2 separate regions of the Homo sapiens genome follow, and region 2 is linked to region 1. Evidence: read pairs that join two places in POLR2A ChIA-PET (ENCODE). Cell type or tissue: PC-3. All regions are shown on one strand. Links, peaks and the distances in the headings refer to the core of each region. The heading gives the core; the rest is flanking DNA. Region 1 overlaps JPH2 (junctophilin 2). Region 2 holds the start of TTPAL (alpha tocopherol transfer protein like).

Region 1 (11,265 bases), core at 4,645-8,644:
TACATGGCTCACCCTCTTGCCGTCTTCAAGCCTTTACTCAAATGTCATCTTCTCAGTGAAGCCACCCGTGGCCACCCTACTTACGATTCAACCCGTGCCCAAGGTCTTCTATCTCCCTTCCTTGCTTTATTTTTCCTAGAGCATATCTAGTGCAACATACATTTTGCTTTTTCTTGTGTTATTGACCATCCCCCCTCACTGGCATGCGAGCTCCTTAAAGGCAAGGATTCTTTTCTTTTTTTGTTCACTGTGGTATCCTCAGTGCCTCGAACTGTGCCAAATAGGTACTCAGTAAATATGTGTTGGATGAATGAATGCATGAATGAACAGCAGGCATTCCGTAACTGTTTATTCTCTTCTTTCTGTTTTGTCCATCTGCAAACAGCTCTGTGGAAATGACAGCTCCGGGGAGGTATTTTATGGTTCCTGTTTTACAGATCAGAAAAAACTAAGGCCCATCAAGGACAAAGGACTCATCCAAGATGACACAGCTAATAAATATGCCAGAGCCAAACTCACATCCGTGTCTGGCTATGCTCCTCTACTTCTCAGAAGAAATTTTTAAAAATGAAAGGGAAAAGTGAACAGGCAGAGAGCAGAGAAGATGGTAAACTGGGAGAAAGAGACAAGACATCTAATCTCTGGGTTGGACAACTTTATGAAATTAAATCAACCAACCTACCTTTAGCTTCAGTTTGGCATGAGATGGGCTGATGTAGTCCCTTTAAGCCCAAGAAAAACTGAGATTGCAACAGGAGAGCAGCTCTTGGCCACCAGTTGGGAAGGAAACAGTCAGGCTATATTAGGAAACTTACAAGCAAGTGGCAAGAGGCACAGACACCCAGGGGAGGCTGGGAGTGACAGGGCCCTGGGAAGGGGAAAAACCGACTCCTGAGGCCACCCCCACTCCAACTCCCTCCAAGACAGGACAGTTCTCCCTGGAGACAGGAAGAATGCATCCACAGAGGGAGAGAGGGAGGCCGCTGCCCATGGCCATCTGGCTGAGAGGGGCCGTCTGCAGAAGGAAGGGCCTCCTCCGATACCCTTTGGACTGCCTCCTCACTGAGCTTTGTAAACCCTGCAGGGCTTCCCACTGTCCCAAAGGAAACGGGGGAGATCCCCAACAGCCCACAAAACCTGGCAGGGGCCGCCCCTGCCACCTCCCCTGCCTCATCTTGGACTGCTCACCACTCACACTCGCCTTCCCACCTTGGGGCCTTTGCACAAGCTTTCCCCATTTCTTCACATGCTCTTCTCTTCCCTCTTCCCCTGGCCAACTTCTATTGACAGTTCTAGCTTTGGCTTAAACGTGATTTCATCCAGGAAGATTTCTTGAGCCCCATTCCCTGAGTGCTGCTGGAAACAGCCACATGTTATCATGTCATCCATTTTTCTTAGCACTTTCCACAGGTGCCATTGAATAATTATCATGACCATTTGTTCACCAGAAGCCTCCCCTGCTTGTCTTTGCCTTCCAAGAGGGAGGAAGCTTTGTCTACCTTATTCTTGCTAAGATGCTAAGCTCCTGGCATCTAGCACAGTTCCCAGGCCCAAGGAAATCCTCGGTAAGCATCCGATGAATTTTCAAGTCTTTTCCTGAATGACACTCTTATGTCCTTTGAGAGGCAGGAAACCCATCTTTTTTCCCTCATGACTCGGCATGCAGTAGGTGCTCAGTAGTGGACAGCACTGGCTGCCAAGGGTGTTCAGGTCCAGATTCAGCAGTTCAAGCCCTGGGAGTTATTGGTGTACATGTAAAATGCTGGTGAAGGCCATAACCATGGCAAAAATACGGTCCTGTCCCCCCGATAGGACTCCCGAAATTAATAAAACCTAAATATAGCCTTCTCCTTGCAGTTGCTCTTCTGGTGAGTATAGAATAACAGGGATTTAAGTCTAAACTCTGACGTTGAATAGTTCTAAGACATGCATAAACTATTTAAGCCTGCGGAGCCTCAGTTTGTCATTCTGTAAAATGGAAATCATGATACCTTCTTCATCTGGTTGTTCATACAACCCTTTGCATTTGACAAGCTAGATGAAGACCATGCATTCTTCTAGCTAGGTGCTGGGATACAGCCGTGAACTAAGTGGACATGATCGCTGCCAGCAAGGGGCTCAGAGTCTTGTGCCAGGGATAGACTAAATATAATTAACCAATCACAGAAATAAATGCAGCCATGGCAGCAGTCCAGATGAGAGGTGATGCCCCAGGTCTTGAGTGGCAGGGAGTGGGGAGGGTGGGTTGAAGATTAAATAAACTGTGTGTGAGGCAGCTAGCTCAGTGCCTAGGATATAGTAAGTGTTCAATAAACCCTAGATTTTTGACAGGTCAGAGTCTTTGCCCAGAAAGGATTAACTGGAAAGATGAAAAGGAGCCACACAGAAGACAGAGAGAGCTCAGGAAGAAAATGAGACCAGCTCCAATTTTCTGCCCGGTTTGTAAGTTGTTTGTAAGAAAGCATGTTTGTGCTCTGGAATACTCAGATTTTGAATATTCCAGAATTTTTAAAAATTCACACAAAAAGAATGGAAAATATCTCATTAATGATTGTATATTGTTTACACACAAAAAAAATATTGTGGATAATGAGTTAAATAAAATGTATTATTAAAATTGGTTTCACCTTTTTAAATATGGCTACTAAAAATTTTTAAGTTACATACATAGTTCATATTATACTTCCATTAGAAAGTTCTGGTTTAAGTCATTTGGAGTTAGGGTTTTCCTTGACCTGCAGACAAAAGAGTATCTTAATGGATACAGGTAACATCATTTTGATTTTACAGTTGGAAAAGCCGAAACTAAGAATTTTAATGACTTGCTCATATTAACACAATGTGGCAGTTGTTGGCAATCACAGCCAAGCGTCCTGACTAGTGCTTTCACCTCTAAGAATATGAGAACTTCCCTTACAAGTTAAAAGTTCCAAAATTCTCACCCAAATCTCAGCTCTGAAGAAAGCGTGACCATTTCGGAAATGCAAGTGCTATGGTTCAGATGTTTGTCCCCTCCAAACTTCATGTTGAAATGTTATCCTCAGTGTTGGAGGTGGGGACTAATGGGAGGTGTTTGGGTCATGGGGGCAGATCCCTCATGAATAGATTAATGCCCTCCCTTGGGGGTGAGTGAGTTTCTGCTCTGTTAATTCCCACAAGAGCTGGTTGTTACAAAGAGCCTGGCACCTTTTCACTCTCACTCTTGCTTCCACTCTTGCCATGTGATCTCTGCACACACCAGCTCCCCTTCACCTTCTGCCATGAGTGGAAGCAGCCTGAGGCCCTTATCAGAGGTAGATGCTCCACCTTGAACTTTCCAGCCACCAGAATCGTTAATCAAATAAACCTTTTTTCTTTGTAAATTACCTGGCCTTGGGTATTTTTTTTTTTTTTTTTTTTTGAGATAGAGTCTTTCTCTGTTGCCCAGGCTGGAGTGCAGTAGTGTGATCTTGGCTCACTGCAACCACCGCCTCCTGGGTTTAAGCAATTCTCCTGCCTCAGCCTCCCAAGTAGCTGGGACTACAGGTTCCTGCCACCATGCCCAGCTAATTTTTTGTAGTTTTAGTAGAGACGGGGTTTTTCACTGTATTGGCCAGGCTAGTCTCGAACTCCTGACCTCATGATCCGCCTGCCTTGGCCTCCCAAAGTGCTGGGATTACAGGCATGAGCCACCACGCCTGGCCCTCAGGTATTCTTTTACAGCAACACAAAATTGACTAAGACACCAAGGAAAAGCTGGGAGATCCAGAATCCAGTTTGAGACATCAAAGAGACATATGGGCCAGACCAGGATTCTGCCTCCAAATACAGAATGGACACTGAGAACACCATCCCATCTGGCCAGTGACACCTTCCTATTTCCAGGGAACTATCTGAGGTTGGAAGATCAGTGTGCCTCGGTGCTACGGTTTAATGTTTGTCCCCCTAAAAAGCTCAAATTGAAACTTAATCCCCAATGTGGCAGTATTGAGAGGTGGGGCCTTTAAGAGGTGATTAATCCACTCATGGATTCATGGTTTAATTGGTTATGGGAGTGGGGCTGGTGGCTTTATAAGAAGAGGAAGAGAGATCTGAGCTAGCACACTCGGCCCTCTCATCACATGACACCCTGTGCCACCTTGGGACTCTGCAGAGAGTCTCCACCAGTAAGAATGCCACTCCTGATATGACCCCTTGACCTTGGACTGCCTAGCCTCCAGAACTCTAGGAAATACATTTTGTTTCTTATAAACTACACAGTTTCAGGTATTCTGTTATAAGTAACAGAAAGCAGACTAACACACTGGAGAACTGAACAGAGATGGAGAGAAGGAACGAGGACTAGCTCCTTTCTAGGAGTCCCCATTGCCTATAGAAGTCCTTACCTGATAGTCCAGTTCCTTCATGACCTGGTTCCAAGTCACTTTCTCAGCCTTGTCTTCCCAAATCCTTCATAGCCCAGTTTCAAACCACCTCCTTCAGGGAACCACCTTCCTTCCTCCAAATTCTCATTGCCCAAGACATTTATCACTTCTTACTTCCCATGGCAGCTCTCTTGTCTTTATCTTGCCTGTTTTGTCTACCAGCCATCGCTGATCCTTCTCCAAGTCCTCTCACATAGTACCAGATGTTGGCATAAGATCTTTGGGTGGCCCATAGAAGTGTCATCAACAAATTTCAGACAGTGTTTAAGATGGAGCATGGCAGATACAGAGTGAGCATCAGAGAGTCCAGGGGTTAATGGCTCTTGTCCAAGCATACCAAGATCAGACCAGGTGAACCAGAAATGCTCACTGTGGTCAGCACACATGCCCATGCCACAGACACCACACAGATGCTCCTGATTATAAGGGACTCATAGCTTGGCTCTAACCCACCTTGATAAAGACTATGGACCCAGCATCCCAGAGAAAGTAAGCCAGGGCTAAGACAGCTTTGGAGGTAGCAAAGAATAATGGAAATCACATGGTCTTCAGATAGACCTGACTCTGAATATCTCTTTAATTTTGCTCAATATATTGTTAAAATGAATAGATAAGAAAGTATCCTAACAGATACAGGCATCATCATTTCGATGTTACAATTGGAAAAACTGAAACTAAGAATTTAAATGACTCTCATGATGACGCACTGCGATACTCCTTAATTCTCTTGGTCTCCACCCTATCTGTCTAGTCCAAGCCACATCCTTTTCTCCCTCGATGATGACAGTAGTATCCTCCCTGCCCCCCACTTCAGTTGACCCTTTGCTGCTGCCACTCATCTTCTTCATAAGATGCAACTCTCAGCAGGTTACTCCCCATCTCAAAACCCTGCAGTAACTTCCCAGTGCCTTGAGGAGTGTCTCAGGTCAGGATCCCTAGGGAAAAGATTCTGAAGCTGAGATGATGTGTGGGAGATTTAGCGGGGAGTGCTCTCAGGAAGAGCACGTGTAAGGAAGGAAGCAGGATTTGGCAGTGGAGGAAGCTGAACATCTGCAACAGAATATTCAACTGATCCCAGGGGGATTTAAGCTGGTATAGCCCTTCAGCGTTGCCCAAAATCAAAGCAAGGGGGCCAGGTCATTACAGTCATTAGATGTGAAGGAGGCAGCTCCCTTTGTTGGAGAGAAATACCCAGCCAGGATCTGTCAGCTGCTAACACTCCTGGCAGCTCGGGGAATGTGTCCCTGGTCCTAAGGAGTGTCTGAAGGGGTAGCCTAGAATCTACTAGAAGGATGAAGTTCAAGCTCCTCACTGTGACCCACAAAACCCTCATGATCTGGGCTTTGCCAATCTCTCCAGCCTCGTCCACCCCACTCTCTCTCTCTGAGTCTGTGCTCCAGCCTTTTCTGGAACACAGCATGCTCAGGTCCCACCTCCAAGCCTTTGCATTTGCTGTCCCTTCTGCCTGCCTGTGCGGCCTCCCCTGTCACCCAGTTTACCTCTATTCATCCTGCATATCTCAGCTCAAACATCACTTCCTCAAGGACGCCTTCTCTGATTATCAGACCAGACCAGGTTTCCCTGTTATCAGTTCATAAATTCTTCTATTTTTCCTTCAAAATATGTATCACATTTTGTATTTAAGTAATTGTTAGATGCCGGTCTCTGCTGTTAAGATACATGCACTTGGGGGCAGGGACAGGTCTGACTCGCCCACCACAGCATCCCCAGCACTCCATGCAGGGACTCACACATGGAAGACATTCAACAGATACTGTCAAATGCATTAATAAGCACAGGCTTTGAATAAGGTCTCTTTGAGTCTGTCTCCTCTCAGTAAAGTGAGCATAGCAAGTTTCCTTTGCAAGGTTGCTGTATTACATGGTTTATCTAGCAGAGATCTCGGGCTCTCAACAAAGGTTGGCTCCTTTCACTTCATGGGAAAAGACTGTAGGGTGACCAGTCATCCCAGTTTGCCTATGTCTGAGAGGTTTCCTGGGATGTGGAACTTTCAGTGCTAATACCGGGCAGTTTCAGGCAAATTGAGATGGCTGATCACCCTAAATTGGGGTGAGAAGGAAAAAGGGGCATTTCATATTAGTACAATAGTCAGGATATAGTAGCAAACCAGCTCTTTAGGACAAACCAACCAACCAACCTCAGTTTGTACTATTAGTCAGTTTCCACTGTGTAAATACCCCCACCATGACTGCAAAGTTCCTGAGCTCTCATGAGCCAGTAGGAGCTGGCTCTAGTAACCTGTATGTGTGTATATATAAATATTTTTTGTTTTGTTTTGTTTTGTTTCGTTTCGAGACAGAGTCTCACTCTGTAATCCAAGCTGGAGTGCAGTGGCACAATCACAGCTCATTGCAGCCTCAACCTCCTGGGCTAAAGTGATCCTCCCACCTCAGCCTCCCAAGTAACTGGGACCACAGGTGCATACCATCATGCTGGCTAATTTTATTTTTTGTAGAGATGTGGTCTCGCTATGTTGCCCAGGCTGCTCTTGAACTCCTGGACTCAAGCAATCCTCCTGTCTCAACCTCCCAAAGTGTTGCAATCACAGACAGGAGCCACCAAGCCCAGCTCAATAACCCATATTTAATATGAGCTCTCAGGTTTCTATTGCAAATGTGCCACACAGCCATAGACAACCTCAACTGTGGTGCAAGTGAGAATATTTCAATCCTGAGAAGGTCACAGCTGGAGTGGAGCTTGGAGATTAAAACCGCTTTTATAAAACTTATGACAGTGAAAAAAATCTGACATAAAAATATTTAACAGTAAAAAAAATCGATATAACTGACTCCATCTTACTTCTAACCTCACAAGCTAACTGTCTTCACTCATGCCTGGACATAGACCAAACTAACTATTCAAAAATTGAGTTAATAGTTTAAGACAAAAATAATTAACAGTCCTTTCTTGAAACTAACCCCCTCTTTACTCAGTGACCAAAACTGCCTTTATAAAATTATGACTCCAGAGAAATATAGCCAGAGGTTACAGAACTTGTAACCTCCCCAGCGACTCCTATAGATAACATCACTACTGTCAAAACCTAAAATTGGCCTTTAAAATATTTTTTGAACTTTTACATTCTGACGATTCTACCCAGACCTGTGACTCATAGCAAAAAACTAATTCAACCAGTCCTATAACCCCCACCCCGAAACTGCCTCAGTATAAAAAAGCCAGCTTCGACTTCCTATAATTTCATCCCCAATCCAACCAATCAACATTTCCCTCTCCCTAGCCCCCTGCCCGCCAAACTATCCTTAAAAAATGCTACCTTCCAAACTTTCAGAGACATAAATTTAAATAATAAACCCCCATCTTCCCACTTGACTAGCCCTACATTTATTAAACTCTTCCTCTACGATAATACCATTGTCCTAATAAGTTAATTTTATCCATACAACAAACAAACAAAGGCTGGGTGCTGTGGCTTACACCTGTAATCCTAGCACTTTGGGAGGCCAAGGTGGGTGGGTCACGAGGTCAGGAGTTCAAGACCATCCTGGCCAACATGGCAAAATCCTGTCTCTACTAAAAACACAAAAATTAGCCTGGCGTGGTGGCGCATGCCTGTAATCCCAGCTACTCAGGAGGCTGAGGCAGAGAATTGCTTGAACCCAGGAGACGGAGGTTGCAGTTAGCCGAGATCGTACCACTGCACTCCAGCCTGGGCGACTGAGAGAGACTCCGACTCAAAACAAACAAACAAACAAACAATTCATCAGACGATGATAAGATCTTCTAGTCCAAGCCCATAAGTAATCCATCACATAGGCCACTTATTCCCCATCCTGTGTCCACAACTGACATTGCTAATGGGTCATGAGGCTGAGTAGCACTATAGCCTACAGTCCCCACTCACCACTTCCGCAGGTAGCCACACCCAATTAGCCAGTGTTGTGCGTGAGAAAATCTGCTTACCTTCATGGGTAAGTGTAGTCTTATTCCTTCATTATACGGGGAAGGAAGCTTAGGCTCAGAGAGGTAGAGGGACCTGCCCAAGGCCACACAGCCCAGGAGTAGCTCAGCTGGGACTGAAGAACAGGTCCCTTGCCTCAATTGCTCTTTCAATGCTGCCTTGCATTGAAAAGCTGAGTACCCAGAGTAGGGAGAAACAAAGGGAGGCCATCCAGGATTCTGAGGCTACATTCTGGAAAACTGTGCTTAGACACCCCCACCCCCAACCCTTTTTGCATCCTGAGGGCTCCTTATTACGTCTACATGTAAATACTGTTTGTATGGAGGAAGCACTTTTTAAAAATTGCAAAAGTTGGGCCAGGTGCAGTGGCTCACGCCTGCAATCCCAGCACTTTGGGAGGCCAAGGCAGGCAGATCACTTGAGGTCAGGAGTTCGCGACCAGCCTGTCCAACATGGTGAAACCCCGTCTCTACTAAAAATACAAAAATTAGCCAGGTGTGGTGGCGCTTGCCTGTAATCCCAGCTACTCGGGAGGCTGAGGCAGGAGAATCGCTTGAACCCAAGAAGCGGAGGTTGCAGTAAGCCAGGTGTGGTGGCTCAGGGCTGTAATCCCAGCACTTTGGGAAGCTGAGGTGGGTGGATCTCTTGAGCTCAGGAGTTCAAGACCAGCCTGGTCAACCCCTGTCTCTACTGAAACTACAAAAAAGTAGCCGGTTGTGGTGGTGCACGTCTGTGGTCCCAGCTACTCAGGAGGCTGACATGGGAGGATTGCTTGAGCCCCCCGTGCAGGGGTGGAGGTTGCGGTGGGCCAAGATCCCTCCTGCACTCCAGTCTGGGTAACAGAGTGAGACCCTGTCTCAAATTAAAAAAAAAGAAAACAAAATTTTAAAAGTCATATGCTCATTGCAAAAAAAATCCAAACAAGAGAAGAGTATATAAAAGAAAACACCTTTGTCCGGTCTCCCCAGGGTAACTTCTGTTAATGATTTAGATCCTTCTAGGCCTTTTCCTGCCAATTTGCAACTGTATACTGATCACAAATAGACTAAAAGATTAGCTGTTCACCAGTCTGCCACTGACCCCATCTCTGAGAACACTACCTAGCACCTAGCAGGCACTCAATAAATATTTGCCAAATGGCTTTTGTTCACTTATAATGGCTTAGATTTCTTTCTGTATGAATATAGGTGGGTCCACCTCTGTCTTTTTAAAGTCCTGTTGTACTTCATCGCATGGTCTCATAAATTAACAGTCCCTTCGGTGAGCATTTAGACTGCGTTACATTTTTCCCGTAACAATCCCAAGGCCTTGCTCTCTGGCTCGCCTGCAAGGCTGGCACCAAAGTCCCTTCCCATGGCTTCCAAATGCCGCTGTCCATCAAATCTCCATAGTCTCTGGTTTCCTGGGATCACCAACAGACAACCCGAAGCGGAGGAGCTGGCGGCATTTGGGACCAGCTCCCAGGAGCAGGGTCAGGTTGCAGCGGGTGGATGACAAGTCCCTGAGCCCGCAAGGCTCCACCACCCCTACATCCAGAGGCTGCTGCCCCAGATGATGCCCCGTGGCTCACCCCCAGAAGCAGGGGATTAACCAGGAGGCATCTCCTGGGTGCTGACAGCCCTGGAGCCTGTGGCCTGGGGAAAAGGCCCATTTCCAGGCCTTGGGTCAGCTCAGCAACCCTAAGGGCCTTGGAGAGCAGAAATGATTGTGTGTGCAGAAGGCAAGAAAGGTCAAGGGGAGAGGGTCTAAAAGGAGACCCACCTACCTGTGCACAGGCCTGCCCAGAAACCCAATGCCCATGGACACTTCCAACAGGCATCTCTCACCCATGGTGTCCAGTACTGAACTCCTGACCCTTCCTCCTCAAACCCTCACCCCATCTCAGTTCATGGCAACACCATCCTTCCATGGTTCAGGCAAAAGCCTTGGGACCATCTTTAACTCCTCTTTCTCTCAATCCTATCCAGTCTATAAGTTTTGCTTCAAAATGTGTCTTCTCACCACCTCTGCTACTACAAGGTAGTGGTGCAAACCACCATCTTCTCACCAGTCATAATGTAATAAACTCACTACCAGGTCTCCATGCCACCTCCCCTCACCTAATACCTATTTTCCCAAAACAGCCTTTTCTCAACACAAGAGCTAAAAGAATCTCATCAAATGGGTCAGATCCTATCTGTCTTTTTTTTTTTTTTTTTTTTTTAGAGATAGGGTCTCACTGTGTTGCCCAGGCTGGTCTTGAACTCCTGGGCTCAAGCAATCCTCCTGCCTTGGCCTCTTAAAGCGCTGGCCTTCTCTGTACATCCCATCAAGGGTACATACTGTAGGTTTGTCTGTCACTGATGATGTTAAATTTGATCACTTTGTTAAAAGGTAGCCATAGGCCGGGCACAGTGACTCATGCCTATAATCCCAGCAATTTGGGAAGCTGAGGCAGGAGGATGGCTCGGGCTCAGAAGTTTGAGACCAGCCAGGGCAACATGGAGAAACCCCGTCTCTACAAAAAAATTAGCCAGGCATGGTGATGTGTGCCTGTAATCCTAGGTACTTGCAGGCTGGGGTGGGAGGATCACTTGAGCCCAGGAGGTCGAGGCTGCAGTGAGCCGTGATTGTACCATTGCACTCCAGCCTGGGTGACAGAGCAAGACCCTGTTAAAAAAAAGAAAAAGAAAAAAAAGGTATCCATAAAGGATTCCAATTTAATTAAAAATAGAAATAATAAAAACATGGTACATGCCATCCAGAGTGTCCCCTGCAGGCTGCATGCAGCTGTCCAGCCTCCATGTGTGACTCCAGCTCTACCCCATCCACAGCAATGGGCAGCCAGCAGTGGCAGGAAGACCTCCAGGCACAAGGTGCTCATTCCTGGCCTGGAGCAGGGGTCACTCTGGAGTTCCTAGCACACCTGGGCTGCTCTGTGGA
Region 2 (11,265 bases), core at 2,745-6,744, 300 kb after region 1:
CCAGCCTCAGTTTTTTCATATCCTTACTGCGGGTGGCAGCACCTTACTGGGTGGGGGTTTGTGGTGAGGGCTGAGTGAAGTAGTGAATTTGCGGAGCTAACACTCCAGAATTCCACAATCACAGACCTGCAAATTCCATCTCCGTGGGACCATTTACAAGTGATGTGGCTTCTCTGAGTCTGTTTACTCCTTTGTTAAATGGAAGAGCCTCTACTCCATTGCATCTCTGTAAGGTTAGTTAAGTGAATACATATGACATGCTTAGCACGGGACCTGGCACCTGGTAAGAACTCAGTCCATGCTGGGCGTTTTTAATACAACGGTGGGTGGCTGGTACTGACGGAGGGGATTTGGGATCTCCACCCCTTCCGTTTCCCTCACTATTCCAGGCCCTGTTTTGGAAATGCTTCAGCCAGGCTGGGATCCAGGGCCCCTGGGAACAGAGAGGACATACTGTACCTCCAAGCAGCCATGCTGACTCAGGTTAGGAAATCAATGTGTGACCACAAAAACACAGCCAGGTTCTTCCCACTTCTGGGAAATCTGCACAGCCAACCCATGGGCATCTCTTTACCCTGTCCCGAGAGGTGGCCAGCTTCGTTCTAGGACCTGATTCTGCAGCTTGTGAGCACAAGGCTGGCACATGGAGAAACAGGAGTCTCTCGCTCCTTAGGGAACCCCAGGCCCGGGGTCACAAGCTTTGCACGACCCTCTGATTGGGGTCAAACATGTCTGGTGTTTGCGAAGCCTCTGACTTCCCCCAGCCTGCGTCTGGACACTTCTCAAGCCAAGCCAGGCTCCGGACCACTGGTTGGGCAACGCATGACCTCAAACTGGGTCAGACCCATCAGATGAGCATCTGTTTAAGAGTATAGGACACTTTGTTCTTTAGAATCCCAAGGGTCAGAGTATGAACCCTCCCCGTCCCCAATTCAAACTCCTCCTCCATCACTTACTGCCATTTACTTACTCTGTTACTTTGAGCAAGTTTTTCAGCTCTCTGAGTTCTAGTTTTCCTAGCCACCAAATGCAGACTAACAAGTACCTTCACCTTCCAGGGTTGATGTGAGATTCGGGTAGTGAATGTCAAAGAATGGCACACATATTAGCAGGCACTCCATAAGGGGGAGTTATTATTGCAAACAGGGGCACTAGACACCAAGTAAAAAACAGTATGGTACATATGCTACAGTGGATGAGAGGGCAGAGCTGAAAGCCAGACTGCCTGGGTTCCAAACCAGGCTACTGGCCAGGTGCGGTGGCTCATGCCTGTAATCCTAGCACTTTGGGAGGCCAAGGCGGGTGGCTCACTTGAGGCCAGGAATTCGAGACCAACCTGGCCAATATGGCGAAACCCCATCTCTACTAAAAATGCAAATAAAATTAGCTGGGCGTGGTGGCATGTCCCTGTAATCCCAGCTACTCAGGAGACTGAGGCAAGAGAATAGCCTGAACCCAGGAGGCAGAGGTTGCAGTGAGCCAAGATTGTGCCACTGCACTCCAGCCTGGGCCACAGAGTGAGACGCTGCCTCAAAACAAAATAATACAAAACAAAACAGGCTGCCCTGCCACCTCCTGTGTGGCCACAGGGAAAGTCTCTAAGCCTCAGTTTTCTTCTCTGTAAAATGGGAATAATCATAATACAGTTATAAGGATTCAATTAGATTAGTTGCACTGGAAACAGTGCCTGGCACATAGTATCACCTAATAACCATTAACGATTTTTTATTTTGTTTTATTTTTCCAGTCTCTGCCCCAGTTGGGAAGCATGAACTATTTTTAATTAGCCACACAAGTTAGTAATGTCGGTAATGGTGCTGAAATCACACGGGTCAGTGTTTTGAACAAAATTCACATGGAAGTCATATTTAGTGAGCATCTACCTACATACCTGGTGCTAACAGAAACCATACATTTAGATACATGTATATGTACATGTAAACACACATATGCACACACACATAGTGTGAAGTAAGTGTTGCTGTCCTCATTTTTTAAAACCTTTATATTATAGAGCAAAACAGTTGCAGAAAACCACACAAATTAAATTTGTAGCAGCCAGGTGCAGTGGCTTACACCTGTAATCCCACCACTTTGAGAAGCCGAGGTGAGTAGATCACTTGAGCTCAGGAGTTTGAGACCAACCTGGGGAACATGGCAAAACCTGAAATGCCATCTCTACGAAAAATACATAAATTAGCCAGGCATGGTTGGCACGTACCTGTAGCCCCAGTTACTCAGGAGGCTGAAGCAGGAGGATTACTTGAGTCTAGGGAGGTCTGAGGCCACAGTGAGCTGAGATCACACTACTGTACTCCACCCCAGGCAACAAAGTGAGACACTATCTCAAAAAAAAAAAATTGTAGCTTAGTGAGTTATATCAAGGCAAACACCCTGTAACCACCACCCCGGTCAAAATACAGAATTTTTTCAGCCACCTCAGGGTTCCCCTCCCCACCTCACCAGGTACTCCATACCAATCACAGCCCATCCCCCCAAAATAATCACTAATCCGACTATTAATTACTTCCTTGCATTTCTTCATGACTTAATCATCTGAGTGTGCATTCCTAGATGTTATTGTTTAGTTGAGTCCACTTTTTATTTTTATTTATTTATTTTTTGTTGAGATGGAGTCTCGCTCAACCGCCCAGGCAGTGGCATGATCTTTCTTGGCTCACTGCAACCACCGTCTACCGTGTTCAACAGATTCTCCTGTCTCAGCCTCCCCAGTAGCTGGGATTACAGGCACCCACCATCATACCTGGCTAATTTTTGTATTTTAGTAGAGACGGAGTTTCTCCATGTTGGTCAGGCTGGTCTCGAACTCCGGACCTCAGGTGATCCGCCCGCCTCAGCCTCCCAAAGTGCTGGCATTACAGGCGTGAGCCGCCACTCCCGGCTAAACATATTTGATAAGTTTCAATCAACTGCAAGTATTGTCTTTGTTGCAGCTAAAATTGTTTCATCCACAGGCTGGCTTGTAAGTCCTTTTGGTGTGACCCTGGTAGCCTTCGATAGCTTCCTTGTTAATTGGCGTGACAAGATATTCCAGGCTTATTTTGTATATTTCCTGCTACAGATCTGGAATGAGTAATTTCTTCAAGAAGTCTTTTTATTTGTATTAATCAAAACTATTATCTGGGTGCAAGATATGCTCATTGCTACAAGATTGATTATGGTTTAAGTCTTTTTAATAGCTAGAACTAGGTATTATATATATGAATACACGCATATACATTTCCTTTAAAAATAGTTTCGAGTTCACATTGATATATCCAATGTAAATAGAGTTTTATAGGATGTTTATGGAATCTATTCTGTATTACACCTGTAGTTCCTTTCTTCCACACTTGGAATCTTTCATTTTCAAGGATACAGGGGCTGATAAAATGGAAAGATGCTATAATTACTGGTTAAAATGACTCAGTAATTCACAGGGGTTAAAAACTCCTTTAAACCTTAGGTTGTGTGGCAAACACCTTACACTCGCCCACTACTGGAGTTGGCAAACGCTTTCCAGTTTCAGCTGCTGTTTTCCCAACAACACGTGAATACATGTTGCAATTTTAGCACTCTCCATGTCTCAGGCCCGCCAGACACCTTGCTGCTTCCCTTCTGTTTCTACTGCACAGAGATGCCAATGGCATGCAGGCCTTGTAGCTGTTGGTGATTTGTCCCCACACGTTTTTTGGAGTTCATGAAGATGCCTTGTCACTTAGTTTTGTTGTAAATGTGTTTATGAATTTTTTTCTATTTTTATTTGGGGATTTGGGGATATTCAAATCTATGCTAGGCATTATTGCCTCCATCTTTCCAGAATTCCCCAGCTGGTATTATTTTCACCAATGAGGAAACTGAGCCCCAGGGGAAATGTGATTTGCCCAAGATCACACAGCCAGTGACAGCGCAGAGATGCATGTGAGGTCACCTGCTTTCATGCAAGGTACAGAGAAGATGCCTGATATGGACCACTCCCTCCTCATCTTCCTCCCTATTTCCACTGGTCAGTGTCTTTACAGGATTCTGGGGGGTTTGGTGGGGGGCTTTTTTGTTTGTTTTTTGAGGTGGAGTCTTGCTCTGTTGTTTAGGCTGGAGCGCAATGGCACGATCTCGGCTCACTGCAACCTCCACCTGCCGGGTTCAAACGATTCTCCTGCTTCTGCCTCCTGAGCAGCTGGGATTACAGGCACCCACCACCACACCCAGCTAATTTTTGTATTTTTAGGAGAGATGGTGTTTCACCATGTTGGCCAGGCTGGTCTTGAAATCCTGGCCTCAAGTCATCCTCCTGCCTCAGCCTCCCAAAGTGCTGGGATTACAGGCGTGAGCCACCGTGCCTGGTCCCATGATTCTGTTATTGACAATCAAATGAAACTATCCATGCAAAGAGCTTATCACTGTACCAATGAAAGCATTCAGTGACTGGTAGCAGTTAGTATAGGATTTTATGGTTGATGAAACCAAGGGTTGGAGAGACAGATAACTGTTCCATTGTTACACAGCTGGTAAGTGACACAGGCTTTAGACTCAGGTCTGTCTGACCAGAACCTAACATTCTTTCTCCCACACTAGTTCTTAATTCAGAGCAGCTTTGTCTCCCAGCTGGTATTTGGCAATGTCTGGAGATACCTTTGGTTTTTATCACTGTGAATGTGGAGTGCTACTGTCATCTAGTGGGTAAAGCCTAGGAATGACATTAAACATCCTACAGGACAACATCTCTCCCATGCCCCCGAAACAAAGACTTTTCCAGCTCCAAATGTCAATAGTGCTAATGTTGAGAAATTATGCCCTATACTGTGGTGCCATCCTAAATAAGCCTTGCCAGGCAGGGCACGGTGGCTCACTCCTGTAATCCCAGCACTTTGGGAGGCTGAGGCAGGCAGATCATCTGAGGTCAGGAGTTTGAGACTAGCCTGGCCAACATGGTGAAACCCGTCTCTACTAAAAATACAAAAATTAGCCGCGCGTAGTGGTACACACCTGTAGCCCCAGCTACTAGGGAAGCTGAGGCAGGAGAATCGCTGGAACCCAGGGGGTACAGGTTGCACAGAGTCGAGATTGTGCCACTGCACTCCAGCCCGGGTGACAGAGTGGGACTCCATCTCAAAAAAAAATAAAAAGAAAATAAATAAAACTAAATAAGCCTTACCTTAGAATCAATACTAAGGCTGGTCCTAGGAGATTTTCTGAGCTCAGAATCACAGGCCCTGAACAGAGACAGCTCAGGCATGTCTAGCCTCCTCCAGCAGGTATGCAATGCAATGTCAAGATTTTTTTCTTCAGAGGCTGGATGAAACGAGGAGAGCAAGATGTTTGAAACCTTCCAAACCAAGACACAGGGCAAGCCGCCCCCTGGTGATCTTTCTGCTTGAGAGGGGGTGATCATCACCGATAAACAGACATTTCATGATACAATGTGCCAGAACTCTGCACATGCCATTCTTTTTTTTTTTTGAGACAGAGTCTCACTCTGTTGCCCGGGCTGGAGTGCAGTGGCATGATCTCGGCTTACTGCAACCTCTGCCCCCCGGTACAAGCGATTCTCCTGCCTCAGCCTCCTGAGTAGCTGGGATTACAGGCGTGTGCCACCACACCCAGCTTGTTTTTTTGTGTTTTTAGTAGAGACAGGGTTTCACCCTGTTGGCCAGGCTGGTCTCAAACTCCTAGCCTCAAGTGATCCGCCCGCCTCAGCCTCCCACAGTGCTGGGGTTACAGATGTGAGCCACCGTGCTCGACCTGCACATGCCGTTCTATGACATCCTCCCAAGGATCCCCTCTAAACAAAGGCCATATCCCCATTTTATACATAAGGAAATGAGTCTTTTCAAGAGGTTGTTCAGACTCCATAAATTCTGAGTGTCCAAGGCAGAGAAGACAGACATCAAATACCAGCTCAAACACTTAGTCATCATGTGACTTTGGGCAATTTTTTGTCCTTCTCTGATCCTTTTTCCCAACCTGTAGAAACAGAGACAGGGCTACATGACCTTTAGGACAAAGTAAAATTTGGGACCATGGTGTCATACAGGCTTGAATTGATACCTAGCTCTCTCTTTCATATCTTGAGCCCTTAGGAGACTTTCTCTTTCTGAATATTTTACATTATTTTATTTTATTATTATTTTTTGAGATGGAGTCTCGCTCTGTTGCCCGGCCTGGAGTGCAATGGCACAATCTTGACTGACTGCAACCTCCACCTCCCGGGTTCAGGTGATTCTCCTGCCTCAGCCTCCAGAGTAGCTGGGATTACAGGCGCCTGCCACCATGCCTGGTTAATGTTTGTATTTTTAGTAGACACGGGATTTCACCATGTTGGCCAGGCTGGTCTCAAACTCCTGACCTCAAGTGATCCACCACTTTGGCCTCCCAAATTGCTGGGATTACAGGCATGAGCCACCAAGCCTGGCCTCTTTCTGGATTTTAGTTTCCTCTTCTGTAAATGGGACAATCCTAGCTCGCTGTTCACAGGGTCATTGTAAGGTGAAATTAAGATCATACAAGCACAGTGCCTGGTATATATAATTCAAAAAGCAGAAACTCTTTTTGTTGTCATTGTTTATCGGAGATGTTCTAATCCTGATATAATCTGGTTCTCTAAAATGTAATACCAAGAGGAACAAGAAATAATGGCCCTCAGTTGAGGGAAGAGGCAGGGATTTCTGGGGCATCTCTGAATCCTCTCCCTGCCCTGCCCTTGAGACCAAGTTCTTCTCCTGCTGGCAACATCTAGGATTGCCATCTGGGCTCCAGGTACCAGTAGTAGGTCCTAGGTTTGGGTTAAGGAGAGGGGTGAATTTATTCCAATACCTAGGACAGCCTGGTTAGGACAGGGTCATCCCTCACCCTTTGCCACAAGAGCTGCCATTTGGCAGGGCGCAGGAGAATGGCTTGAGCCCAGGCAGCCTCCCAGGTGGCTGGGATTACAGGCCTGGCTAATTTTTGTATTTTTAGTAGAGACAGGGTTTCACCAGGTTGGCCAGGCTGGTCTCGAACTCCTGAACTCAGGTGATCCACCTGCCTTGGCTTCTCAAAGTGCTGAGATTATAGGCATGAGCCACCACATCCGGCTGTTTTGGGGGGTTTTCTTTTTGAGACAGAGTCTCGCTCTGTCGCCCAGGCTGGAGGGCAGTGGCATGATCTCGGCTCACTGCAACCTCTGCCTCCTGGGTTCAAGTGATTCTCCTGCCTCAGGCTCCCGCATAGTTGGGTGTGACAGCCGGAAGTGGGGGCCTCGGATTACAGGCGTGTGCCACCACGCCCAACTAATTTTTGTATTTTTAGTAGAGACAGGGTTTCACCATGTTGGCTGGGGTGGTCTCATCATACTCCTGATCTCAAGTGATCCACCTGCTTCAGCCTCCCAAAGTGCTGGGATTCCAGGCGTGAGCCACTGCACCCGGCCTTACCTTACGTTTTAAAAGATCTCACAGATGTGATTAATGTAAGGATCTTGAGATGGTAAGATTATCCTGGATTATCTGGCTGAGCCCAATGTAATCCCAAGAGTCCTTATAAGAAGAGGGAAGCAGGAGGATCAGTCAGTAGTAGAGGTGACAACAGAAGCCAGAGGTTGAGGTGATTTGAAGAAGGGGCCATAAGCTAAGGAATGCAGGTGGCCTCTACAAACTGTAAAAGGAAAGGAACTGATGCTTCCTCCAAATCCCCAAAAGAATGCAGCCTTGCCAACACCTTGATTTTAGACTTTTGACCTAGAGAACTGCAAGAGAATATATCTGTGTTGTTTCAATCCATGAAGTTTGCAGTAATTCCTTGTAACAGTAACAGGAAAATAATACATAGATTTAGCAAACAAAACAAAATCCAGGATGCCCAGTAGTCATATTTGAATTTCCTATAAACAACAATTTTTAAAGTATAAATGTGTCCCAAATGTTGCATAGGACACACTTATCTGTGTGTATGTGTGTGTGTGTTTGGAAAGGAACATGCTTAAATGTTTATCTGAAATTCAAACTGTAGTGAATGTTATATATTTTGTCTGTCAATCTTAGAAGTGATGAAACTGAGAGCAGGAGTCAAAACTCATGATTCCCAGGTCGCCTCCATACTGCTGCCCCCTGCCCCTCAATCTGGCAGAAACTGCCACGTTCTTGTGGCCCTCATGGGTCACTTCCCATCTTCTTGGGACTCCTCTTGCCCCTGGGGTAGGAAAATGAAAAGACTGTTTAAGGTCGTTTCTTTAGGCTCAGAGTTCTCCTGGACCACCAGAGGTTCTGCCTCAGAGGGACCTAGGAGATTTGCCTCAAAGTTGCAGTTGCACAAAATACTTGCGGGCGGATCTTAATGGACTGGGGTGGGAGTTAGTAAAGCCTTTGTCTGGAGGGAACGTAATGAACCCCAAAGCAGGAAAAAAGTAATTATTGAATCAGGCTCCAGAGCAAGAATCAGGTTTCAGGTAAGGAAACGGAAGCACAAGAAGGAATGGGGACTTGCTCCAGGTCACTCAGTTAATGACAGACAGATGTCCCCTGGTTTGGAGTCTCCCTTTTTGGAGCAGCTAGTCCTGATAGCAGCCATAGTGGGGGGAAGTCTAGAATGCTAATCCTGAGGTCCGGGTTTGAAGCCCTTTACTGCCTTGATTGCCAGTTTCCCTTTCCTGAAATAGGGGAATTGCATAAATATGAGGAGTTAATGAGATCATGGATGTTAAACAACAGGTACATGTTAGCATGTTCTTGGAAAATGGCAGCTTCTTTCCTTCCTTCTCTGAGCCTCAGTTTCCCCATCTATAAGCCGGGTTTGACAAGCGGCTGGTGCCCCAGCTCCTCCCAGCCACTCCAGGTCCGCAGCTCGGAGCTCCGGCAGCCAGGTGGGGACTGAACACCAACGCCGCGGGGAGGCGTCGCACATGCGCGCTCCTAGGCGGAGCCCCGCCTCCCACGCCCTGGATCGTCACTTCCGGCGCGAGAGGCCGGGCAGGCCGGGCAGGGAGTGCGGGTCGGTTCTGCGTGCGCTGCCGGACGAGGCTCCCGCCGCCGATTGACCCGCGCTCCGCCCGTAGTCGGGCCGGTGAGTGCCCGCGAGCCCATCCGTGTGCCCTGGGAGCTGAGGAGAGGGACCCCTGAGAGGGAAGGATAACCGGAAGTGGGGACCAGAGGAGCGAGAGACCCCAGGAAATGGGGACACCTGGGGAGGGGGTGACAGCCGGAAGTGGGGGCCTCGGAAGGTTGTCCACGGGATATGGGGTCTCGGGGGCTCTAGGAGAGATGGCTTCCTGACCTCTCCTTGTTGAGAGGAAGGGGTGGAAAGGAAAGTGATGCTCCAGAAAGGATGGGCTCCAGGTGGGGGAGATCTTTGGCTTCACCGTTACCAATGGTGTCTGCATCTCACTCATATGTCCGCCTGTCAGCTCATTCACCAGCCTGTGACTGAGTCCTGCTGAGCGCTCGGCACTGCTGAGTCCCTGGAGAGTCAACATGAAGCTCCAGGTGGAGGGTACAGATTAGAAGCCCAGGGTGGGGCTAGACGCATCCTTGCTCTGCCTCACCGGGTGTGCCCCCTTGGGCGAATCGCTTAACCTATATCCTCCGCTGATGTGTACAGACCACTGCCATGTGCCCGGCACTGGGGGTGGCAGTGGACATGGCAGACAAGCCCTCTGCCCTCGTGGAACTTAGATTCTAGGGGACAGTCCTTTTTGTCCTCCTTTGTAAAATGGCAACAGTAATAGCGCTCTCACCAAATAACGTGAAGATTAAATGAGGAAATGGGTAAAGGGCTTAGCAATGCTTGATACATGGTAAAATGCTCAAGTATGCATTCTCTTCATTCCACTATAATGTAAGCTTTATTAGGCAAGGAATTGTATTGTTTGCGTCTGTGTTCCCAGTGCCTGTGAGCACAGTGCCTGACATATATGGTAGGTGATCGGTAATTATTTGATAAATGAGTGCGTGGTGAAACTGACTCTAGATAAATGCCCATAGCATTGGACTGTAATTTCTAAAAAAGAAATAGGAACCCAGTTCTGTGGAAAACTGGAGGGAATCACCCTCAGGGAGTTTGGGAAGGATTCACTGAGGTGGTGACATGGCAGCTGAGCCTGAGCTGTCAAGTTAGGAACAAATTAGAAGAGGAAATTCCAGGCAGAGTGTATCAGAAGTGCACGAGTTATTCCAAGGATGATGGGTTATTAGTTTGTTTTGACTGGCATTTAATGTGCATCAAGGTGGGGTGCGATGGAAAATGAGGCTGGAGAGGGGCTTTGAGGTGAGGCTTGTACCTTGTGAACACTGATGTTTGATGGGATTGCAGGCATCTCTTGGTTACTTCCATAGAAACAAAGCCATAGTTGTTCCATTCCTCACTTAGCATACCTGTGCCAACCAGACTAAAGTCATTCAACAAATATTTATGGAGTGCAGATTATGTGTCTAACACCATGTTAGGCGCTGGGTTTCAGGTGATGAACAAGACAAACTTGGATGTTGCTCACAAATTGCCAACAGACAATTGCAACAGGGTGGGAGAAGTGCGGGGGAGGCACCTAACCTGGCTGGGGGTCAGTGAAGGCTACCTACTCCAGGCCACCAGCATCTCTCAGCTGGATTATTGCAATAGCCTCTAAATGGTCTGCTTCAGTCCTCACTCCCTTAGAGTCCATTCTCAAGACAGCAGATTGGTCCTTTTAAAATATATTTTTATTTATTTATCTATCTATCTATTTATTTATTTATTTATTTATTTATCTGAGATAGCGTCTCGCCCTGTCGCCCAAGCTGGAGTGCAGTGACATGATCTCGGCTCACTGCAACCTCCGCTTCCTGGTTTCAAGCGATTATCCTGCTTCAACCTCCCAAGTAGCTGGCACTACAGGCCCGCACCACCATGCCTGGCTAATTTTTGTATTTTTAGTAGAGACAGGGTTTCACCATGTTGGCCAGGCTGGTCTCGAACTCCTGACCTCAGGTGATCCATCCACTTCAGCCTACCAAAGTGTTGGGATTACAGGCATAAGCCACCACACACAGCCCAAGAAAAAATTTAAAAATTAGCCAGGCGTGGTGTGTGCCTATAGTCCCAGCTACCTGGGAGGCTGAGGCAGGAGGATTGCTTGAACTTAGGAGTTCGAGGTTGCAGAGAGCTATGATTGCGCCACTGCACTTCAGCCTGGGTGACAGAGCAAGACCCTGTCTCTCTCTTAAACAAAAAAGTGCATGAGTTCAGGTCCTCTAAGAAGCAGACACTAGGATGAGGTTAGACGTGCTAGAAATGTAGAGGCAACCCTTGCGAAGGACA

What was found. Peaks named below come from ENCODE experiments on the same cell type or tissue, not always from the same donor. Only the 100,000 strongest peaks of a DNase experiment are listed, where the experiment ranks them.
Region 2: POLR2A ChIA-PET joins it to region 1 with 5 read pairs; 1 of 35 experiments calls an interaction of 5 or more read pairs at or near these places.

Annotation. Positions count from the first base shown.
Region 1 is chr20:44,165,795-44,177,059 of GRCh38, forward strand. All of the region lies in intron 1 of JPH2 (junctophilin 2), which reads right to left. Among named protein-coding and RNA genes, the nearest start is that of JPH2, 16 kb to the right of the region's middle. RefSeq lists a silencer at 784-1,044. In PC-3, for the core only: no CTCF peak of the experiment used is centred there; DNase peaks (open chromatin) are centred at 6,137, 6,607, 7,537 and 8,247; H3K4me3 peaks cover 1,446 bases; H3K27ac peaks cover 4,000 bases.
Region 2 is chr20:44,466,956-44,478,220 of GRCh38, forward strand. TTPAL (alpha tocopherol transfer protein like) reads left to right here and starts at 8,919. Exons shown (of 5, transcript NM_001039199.3): 1 at 8,919-9,036. RefSeq lists an enhancer at 8,715-8,804 and a silencer at 8,895-9,024. In PC-3, for the core only: a CTCF peak has its summit at 4,671 (motif pointing left); a DNase peak (open chromatin) is centred at 4,646.